Linked DNA regions of Homo sapiens: region 2 is linked to region 1. A link is an interaction called in ENCODE POLR2A ChIA-PET data of the cell type or tissue named here. Cell type or tissue: GM12878. All regions are shown on one strand.

Region 1 (4,000 bases):
AGGCCCGGCCCGGGGGATGTGGAAGGCCTGGAGTGGGGCCCTAGAATCTGCCTTCCCCGCGCCCCCACCCCCCACGACAAAATGCAGTTAGGATGGGCCCTGCTGTGTTCTTTTTTGGGGGGTGGGGTGGGGAAGGCAGATTCTAGGGCCCCACTCCAGGCCTTCCACATCCCCCGGGCCGGGCCTGAGAATCTGCTTTTCACAAGGTTCCTGGGAATTTCTTGCGTGCAGAGATTGTTGGGAACATTCTCTGCACCTAGGCTGGAGAGCACTGGTGCCATCGTAGCTCACTGTGGCCTCAAACTCCAGGGCTCAAGCAGTCCTCCCGCCTCAGCCTCCCGAAAAGCTGGGACCACAGGCTGCACCACCACACCTAGCTAAATTTTTATTTTTGTAGAGAGGAGGGTCTCACTATGTCGCCCCGGCTAGTCTTGAACACCGAGGTTCAAGCCATCCTCCTGCCTCAGCCTCCCAAAGTGTTGGGATTACAGGAGTGAGCCACCACACCCGGCCTCACCTGCCTTTTAAGGGGTGGCGCTGCTATAGCCACAGCTTCAGAACCACAGTGAGATCTGCGTGCATCGCCGTGCCAGGCACTTATTAAGCGCAAAGTTATTAGTAGTATTAATACTATTATTGACAGTAATAGTAGTGTTTCTTGAAGTGAAAGTCTTCCTGGGTACCTCCCAGGAAAGAAAACTTGTCACCTGAGGGTCTTTCCTGGCCCAGGACACAGTGACTCTCCTCTCCTGCGTGCCCTCTCCCTGTCCTGATCCCCCACCCACGGACAGAGGGCTGAGCATCGAGATGCCAAAGCCAGTGACCCTGCCCTTTGCCCTCCCACCATGGACAATAGGTACGTGTCCCCTGCCCCTGGTGACCCCAAAGAGGGCTCCTGGGCCACAAGCCCCTGACACATTTTCCCCACTGCTGGTCTCCATGGGCGGAGGTGGAGGCAGGAGCTGTCTCATCTCTGATCCTGGGCCTGGGTTCCAGGCTTTCTGTCCTCCGCCCCCACCCCAATTCCCTAAGCTGACCCCACAAGGGCCTGCCAGGTGTGTGTGGAGGGAAAGTGCTTTCTCCTATGCCATTTCTCTTTTTTTTTTTTTTTGAGATGGAGTTTCCCTCTTGTCACCCAGGCTGGAGTGCAATGGTGCGATCTCGGCTCACTGCAACCCCTGCCTCCCGGGTTCCTGCAATTCTCCTGCCTCAGCCTCCCAGGTAGCTGGTATTACAGGCGCCTGACATCAACCCGGGTAATTTTTGTATTTTGTATTTTTAGTAGAGAGGGGGTTTCACCATGTTGGCCAGGCTGGTCTCCAACTCCTGACCGCAGGTGATCCACCCACCTTGGCCTCCCAAAGAGCTGGGATTACAGGCATGAACCACTGCACCCAGCCTCTACTATGCGATCTTCAGGAACCAAGATTTATATATATACAATGTGTATATATGTGTGTGTGTATGTATATATATATATATATATATATATATATATATATATATATATATATGTATATGTATATATATTTGCCAAACTCTGCTGCGATTTGGATAGCTTCTAAAAGACACACTGCCCAGATTGTGTTATGGACCAATTAAATCAGGCTCTCTGGGGATGGGACCCTATACCAGTGCTTTTAAAGCTCCCAGGTGTTGGGCTGCAAGGTAAAGAACCAGTGATTTAAATGAGTGCTTCTGACCCCTCAATCTGCAAATGAATCTCCTGGGGTTGGCTTAGAAGCTGGATGCTGACTCAGCGTTCTGGGGGTCTGGGGGTCTGGGCAGGGGCTGAGATTCTTTCTTCCTTTCTTTCCTTCCTTTCTTTTCTTTTCTCCTTCCTTCCTTCCTTTCTTTCTTTCTTGAGATGGAGTCAGTGGCTAGATCTCAGCTCACTGCAACCTCCACCTCCTGGGTTCAAGTGATTCTTGTGCCTCAGCCCCTTAAGTAGCTGGGACTACAGGAACATACCACCACGCCTGGCTAATTTTTGTGTTTTTAGTAGAGACAGGGTTTCACCATGTTGGCCAGGCTGGTCTCGAACTCCTGACCTCAAGTGATCTGCCTGCTTCAGCCTCCCAAAAGGCTGGAATTACAGCCGTGAGCCACCACATCCGGCTGAGATCCTGCATTTCTGAGAGCCCGTGGGAGAAGCTGATGCTGCTGCTCCCTGGACCACCCTTTGAATTGTAAAGATCTAAACCACCAAGGCCTGGTTTTCTAGAAAGGCCTGTGAGCTCTTCCTGCCCAGAAGGGTGAACGGAGAGGCCCACTCCCAGCGGGGCCCCAGCAGCCTGGGAAGGGGATATTGGGAGGAAGGAGGCAGGAGGGCAGCTGGAGGGAAGAAGCCGTTGCAGAACATTTAGGGGCTTTTTCTCTGACCCTAAGAATCACCAGCTGTTGGTGTCTGTTGAGTTGGGGTTCCTGGAGTCATGGGAAAACCCCCGTGGAATCCCCAGTCAGGACCAACTGTCATTCTCAGCCACTGGGTTGGAGGTTCCTCCAGAAATATCCTCAGCTCCTGCCATCTGGAGGTGGCTCTATAAATACAGGGTCACTTCCATCCCTCCTGACCTGTCCACATGGGGCAGAGGGCTGAGGATACAGATGCTGGGGCCACATATGAAGCCCTATTATTCCCTCCTTGGAAGAAAGCACCCTCCCTCTACACGTGGCCCAGACGGCCCTCTGTGGGGTCAGCTTCCTGAATCTGAGGGGTGGGCAGAGGGCCTGAGGGTTGCACAGAGAACTCATCTTGGTTTTAAAACTGGCTGCGGCAGAGACACCTGGTTGAAAGGTAGATTTTAGGCCGGGCACAGTGGCTCACACCTGTAATCCCAGCACTTTGGGAGGCCGAGGTGGGTAGATCACTTGAAGTCAGGAGTTTGAGATCAGCCTGGCCAATATGGCGAAACCCCATCTCTACTAAAAATACAAAAAATGAGCCGGGCATGGTGGCGCAAGCCTGTAATCTCAGCTACTCAGGAGGCTGAGGCAGGAGAATCGCTTGAACCCGGGAAGTGGAGGTTGTGGTGAGCTGTGATTGCGCCACTGCACTCCAGCCTGGGCCACACAGTGAGATTCAGTCTCGGAAAAAAAACAACAAACAAACAAACAAAAGGGTAGATTTTAGGATCTCACTCTAGGTTTTCTGAACCTCCAGGGTTGCGGCTTGGAGATCTGCCTTAATAAGAGCCGCAGAGAGGGCTTGGAAGCCCGACCTTTGGGAAACACTGGCCCTCTCCCCTCCCCCTACCCACACTGGTCTTGGCCCCTGAAGGATTTGGGGAGTAGACCTGTGAGAAGCAACCCCATCTCCGATCCCTGCAGCTGGGCTTGGGACCTTGAAGCCAGAACAACCCCAGGGAAGGAGGTCCAGGCTCAGGTAGCCACTGGCCTCTGGCTGACCTTGGAGGTCAACATCTGGAGTCTGCAGGCTTTGTTGGGGAGGGGACAGGTCACCTTAGGCAGGGGACTTCACCTCTCTGGCCTCAGTCTCCACATCTGTAAAGTGGCGCCATACTTTCCCCCTACCTGGCAAGGATGATGAAGGACCAGAGAAAACATGTCAGATTCCTTTCTCTGAATAGGGGCTCAGGAAACAGCGGCCTTGTTGACAGTGACTTAAGGTCATCAGCAGAGGGGTCTCGGGTCAGGAGCCCCCATGGGCCAGCAGCACACAGGACAGGAGCCTCGTGTCAGGGGCCTCTGCTGGGGATATCTGTCTTCCCAGCAGAACAGGGCTGGCCTTTCCTGAGTGGCTCCTGTTGGCCTCACACTGCGTGCCCCCGGGACATAGGGCACCTGGACAGAGGTACACACACAGTCTTTCTCTCCAGTGACCCCAGGAGTCCTGGACCAGGAGGCAGAGGCTTGGGTGTGAATTCTGGCAAACACAGGTCAGGGTGCTGGAACCCAGAGGCTGGAGGAGAACATTCGGCCAGGGGAGGAAGGAGACGTCAGTCTGGCAGGACCATGGCAGGCTGTAAGACACGCAGAG
Region 2 (4,000 bases), 66 kb after region 1:
GTCCCCTCCAAGACCCTCTGTAGAAAAAGACCCTACTGTACACCTCAATTCCATTGCAGGACAGGACATAATTGAATCCTGCCTCTCCCTGCCCCAGTCACCCATCCCTCCCAAGCCATTATCTTGGGACCTGCAAGGGCCTCCAAGCCAAGGGTGGCAAATCCAAATACCAAAGGGGCCATAATGATGTAAAATGTGTCCAGGCAGAAGGCAATAGGGAGTAGTGGGGCCTCTGGTAACAATTGTGTGTACTCTATATAGAGACATTGTGATGGTGATTTAGACACACACACACTTATATTGGCTTGGGAAACAAAACAAATAGGCCTATCGACTGGATTCAACTTTTGATTTTGCAGCCAAGCCCCTGTGGCACAGCTGAGGAGCTTGCAGGTCAGAAAGGGGATTTAGAGCCAACCAATAGCAATATCTCCAGACCTCTCCTGACACGAAGCTCATCTGACCTCCTGCCCCCATTACACACATACACATGCACACACATGCATGCAGGCACATGCACGCACGTCTTCTAGTCTCCCTGCCTTGAGGACAAATGATCAGATCCTGCAACTGTTTCCAGGCCCATAAGCCCCTGAGCATTGCAGTGTTGCTACATGCCTTAGTTTCCTCTCCGTCTCCTGTGACCTCCTCGTGCCACTCCAGGAAGTGAAAGTCTTGAGTGAGACCAGTAGTTTCTCTTAAGTCCTCTCTCTGTCTCGTTCTCCTGGGATATCTACACTTGGTTTGCAAACAGCAGGCTGGAGAGTGAGGGGCTTCTTCCTCTACATCCAGCTCCTCCCCCATCCTGCTCCAAGTCCAGCATGTTCCTATCTCTTCCCCAGGACCCTGGGCTCTTGGGCACAAATCAAGCCATCACCAGACAGCCTGTGGGGTGGCAAGAGCAGAGGTTTGTTTCTTTGTGAACATCTATAGGTACCAGGCTCTGTGCAGGCCCTATTGTTGGTGAGCCATAGAGGTACCAACCTCACCCCATGAATCCTCCTTTGTTTCTTTTCTTTTCAACCCCTGGGCCTTTAAACCTTCGATTAACTGCCCAGTGCAGCCCAGGTCATGGTACACTATGATCTTTGGTTCACATGAGGGTTTTCTCTTCATTAATGTCCCTATTTCCCATACTGGGTGCCCATTCTAATGCATTTCAGGTGTATCTTTCTGTTTGTATGTGCTCTTATAAAACATGTTTTGCCTTTTTTTTTTTTTTTTAGATGGAGTCTCACTCTGTCACCCAGGCTGAGTTTTCTATTTTTAGTAGAGATGGGGTTTTACCACCTTGGCCAGGCTGGTCTCAAACTCCTGACCTCAGGTGATCCACCCGCCTCGGCCTCCCAAAGTGCTGGAATTACAGGTGCGAGTCACCACGCCTGGCCACAGTTTCTTACTTTTGCATTCTGTACTATGTTTTTAGGATCTACTTGCCTTGCTTCTGATGCATTTGATCTTTGCTTCTAATCACGGACATTGTTCTCTATGGAGTGCAGGGGTTACTTTTCACCTGTCCACACCCCCAGTGATGGACACCTAGGTGACCTCCAACTCTCTGTCACCACAAATAACACAGCAGTAACCATCCTCAGATGGGTTCTCCTGGGGAGTTGTGGGAACATTTCTTCAGGATATATAGACCCAAGAGCTGAATTGCCAGGTGGTAGGATCTACATATCCTTAGATATTCTACATGATGCCAGGTCGTTCTCCAGAGCGGCCCCATCCATCTACATTCCCACAAACCCGTGTAACCAACACTTGGCATTTCCCAGATGTCTAACTTTTGCCAGTTGTACAGTATCAAGTGTCACTTTGCTGTTTTATTTTTGGAGTTTACATCTTAGTACCACTTACTCGCTAAGTCACTTTAGGTAAGTCACAACAACCCAGTGACATAAGCACTGTGCCAACAAAATGCAGTCGATTCTGTGACTCAGAGAGGTTGAGTAACATTTGCAAAGTCACACAGCAAGTGTGGAACTAAGATTTGAACCCAGAGCCTGCACCCTTAACCACTATGCTATTATTATGTTTTGTCTCTCTCCTAAAATATCATCTGGGTCTACATTGCAAGCCTCTTTGGCAGGGACTGTGTGGTAAACCTCTTTGGGGCCAGTAAGGAACTGAGCTCAGTGACTTTCTTACGGGGTGCTCAGTGAATCATTGTTTTACAGCTTTAGAGGGGAAAAGTGAGAGATGTTTCTTAGAGTTTATCTGGAGGACTACAGGGTGCATGAGCAAAAGCGGAACTCATTTGAGCTACTACCCCCACAAAGAAGCTGTTTGGGGTCTGGTCATGGTAGATAGGCATTCCTAGGCCCCTGGCTTCCCAACACCATTTGGCCCCCGGAAGCAGCTTGTCATGAGGTTGGGGAGCAGGTTGGTGTTGGGGGGGGCCTTGGGGGAAAGGAAAAGGAGAAGACTGCCAGGCAACGAGGAATCAGAATCTCAAAAAGACTCAATTGAAGGGGCTCCAACACTCGTTGAAACGGAGGCTCAGAGGGCTAAGGTAATGTACTCAGGATCAAAGGCAGAGCAGAAACTCAAACCATGTCTCTAGGCACACAGTTCAGAGGTCTTCCCATTATTCCTCAGGAGGAGAAGTTCATGGTCAAGAGTAGGGAAGTATTCCTTCTCAAGCTTTTTTTTTTTTTGTCTGAGACAGAGTCTTGCTCTGTCACCGAGGCTGGAGTGCAGTGGCGTGATCTCGGCTCACTGCAACCTCCGCCTCCCAGGTTCAAGCAATTTTCCTGCCTCAGCCTCCCAAGTAGCTGGGATTATAGGCACCCACCACCACGCCCAGCTCATTTTTGTATTTTTGCAGAGACGGGGTTTCACCATGCTGGTCAGGCTGGTCTTGAACTCCTGACCTCAAGTAATCCGCCAGCCTCGGCCTCTCAAAGTGCTAGGATTATAGGCGTGAGCCACCACCCCTGGCCTCCTTCTCATGCTCTTTAATCACAGTTCAGAGCAGTGCTGGAGGCTTTTAGGGGTAGCAAAAGAGCCTTCTTCTCCCTTTCAGTGCCTCCTTAGACCCTCAAAGATAGACTCCCCGCCTCTGGGAAGAAAACATCTAATGAACTGGACGTAATCTCAGCGCCTGCGTCTGTAAAATGGCTATAATAACAACAATCTCCCAGAGTTGCCGTTAACAGTTGAAACAGAATAGTAAATGCAAGGCATCTAGCACAGCCCCAGACACAGAGAAATCTCCCCTGGTCACTCTCACAGAGGTAAGAAGCACATTAATAATAAAAATGGTCATCACGCATATTGTACTCACCATGCAGAAGTTGTGCTGCCTTAAGCTACTGTTCATTGAGCACTTACTGGTCGCCAGTCCCCTTTCTAAGGGCTCCATGCAACTTAACTCCCCTAATCCTATGAGTTGCCAATTATTATCCCCCACTTTACAGATAAGGAAACTGAGGCTCCAAGTGGTTTAAAAAATGAACTTACCCAGATTGTAGTGCGTTGGTAGGTAGGGATAACCTGAAAGTTGGGAAATTTCACCCCAAAGCTCACCATCTGAGCTCCATTCATCTCCCACCAGCTGAGATGGAACGTTATGCTGTTCCCAGAAGAGATGCATGCACTGATCTTCAGATAGTTTAAGTCTGAGTTAGAACATTGTGGCGACACCTGATTTCCCTCGGGGGAGAGAGAGGTGAATTGTTATTTCAGACACCTGTTTAGTGTCTACACTTAGCCTTTCAAATCCTGCATGCAGTGTGAAGTGGGGATGAAAATAAACCCCAAAAAGGACTTTTGATGGCAAAAAGATCAGGAATATTTTCTCGAGTTGGATGTGGAAGGTGGTGGCCCAGGGGGAAGCACAGTTTCAAAGAGGACCTTCTAAAAATACTGCCCATTTACCAAAAAGACACAGACCGCGCCTCTGCCCTGCCCCCACATGGCTCCTCAAAAGGAGAAATTGTCTTGCCACCCACGCCTTCCCTCGCCGGGGTGCTGGGGGGCCAACAGCAATTCAAAA

What was found. Peaks named below come from ENCODE experiments on the same cell type or tissue, not always from the same donor. Only the 100,000 strongest peaks of a DNase experiment are listed, where the experiment ranks them.
Region 2: POLR2A ChIA-PET joins it to region 1 with 5 read pairs; 4 of 35 experiments call an interaction of 5 or more read pairs at or near these places.

What each region holds. Positions count from the first base shown.
Region 1 is chr16:10,818,988-10,822,987 of GRCh38, forward strand. No RefSeq gene overlaps it. Among named protein-coding and RNA genes, the nearest start is that of TVP23A, 2.2 kb to the left of the region's middle. RefSeq lists an enhancer at 2,345-2,554. In GM12878, a CTCF peak has its summit at 2,527 (motif pointing left); a DNase peak (open chromatin) is centred at 2,394; H3K27ac peaks cover 1,689 bases.
Region 2 is chr16:10,884,850-10,888,849 of GRCh38, forward strand. The region is part of intron 1 of CIITA (class II major histocompatibility complex transactivator); the gene reads left to right. Among named protein-coding and RNA genes, the nearest start is that of CIITA, 9.6 kb to the left of the region's middle. RefSeq lists an enhancer at 2,428-2,547. In GM12878, no CTCF peak of the experiment used is centred here; no DNase peak of the experiment used is centred here; H3K4me3 peaks cover 3,914 bases; H3K27ac peaks cover 3,860 bases.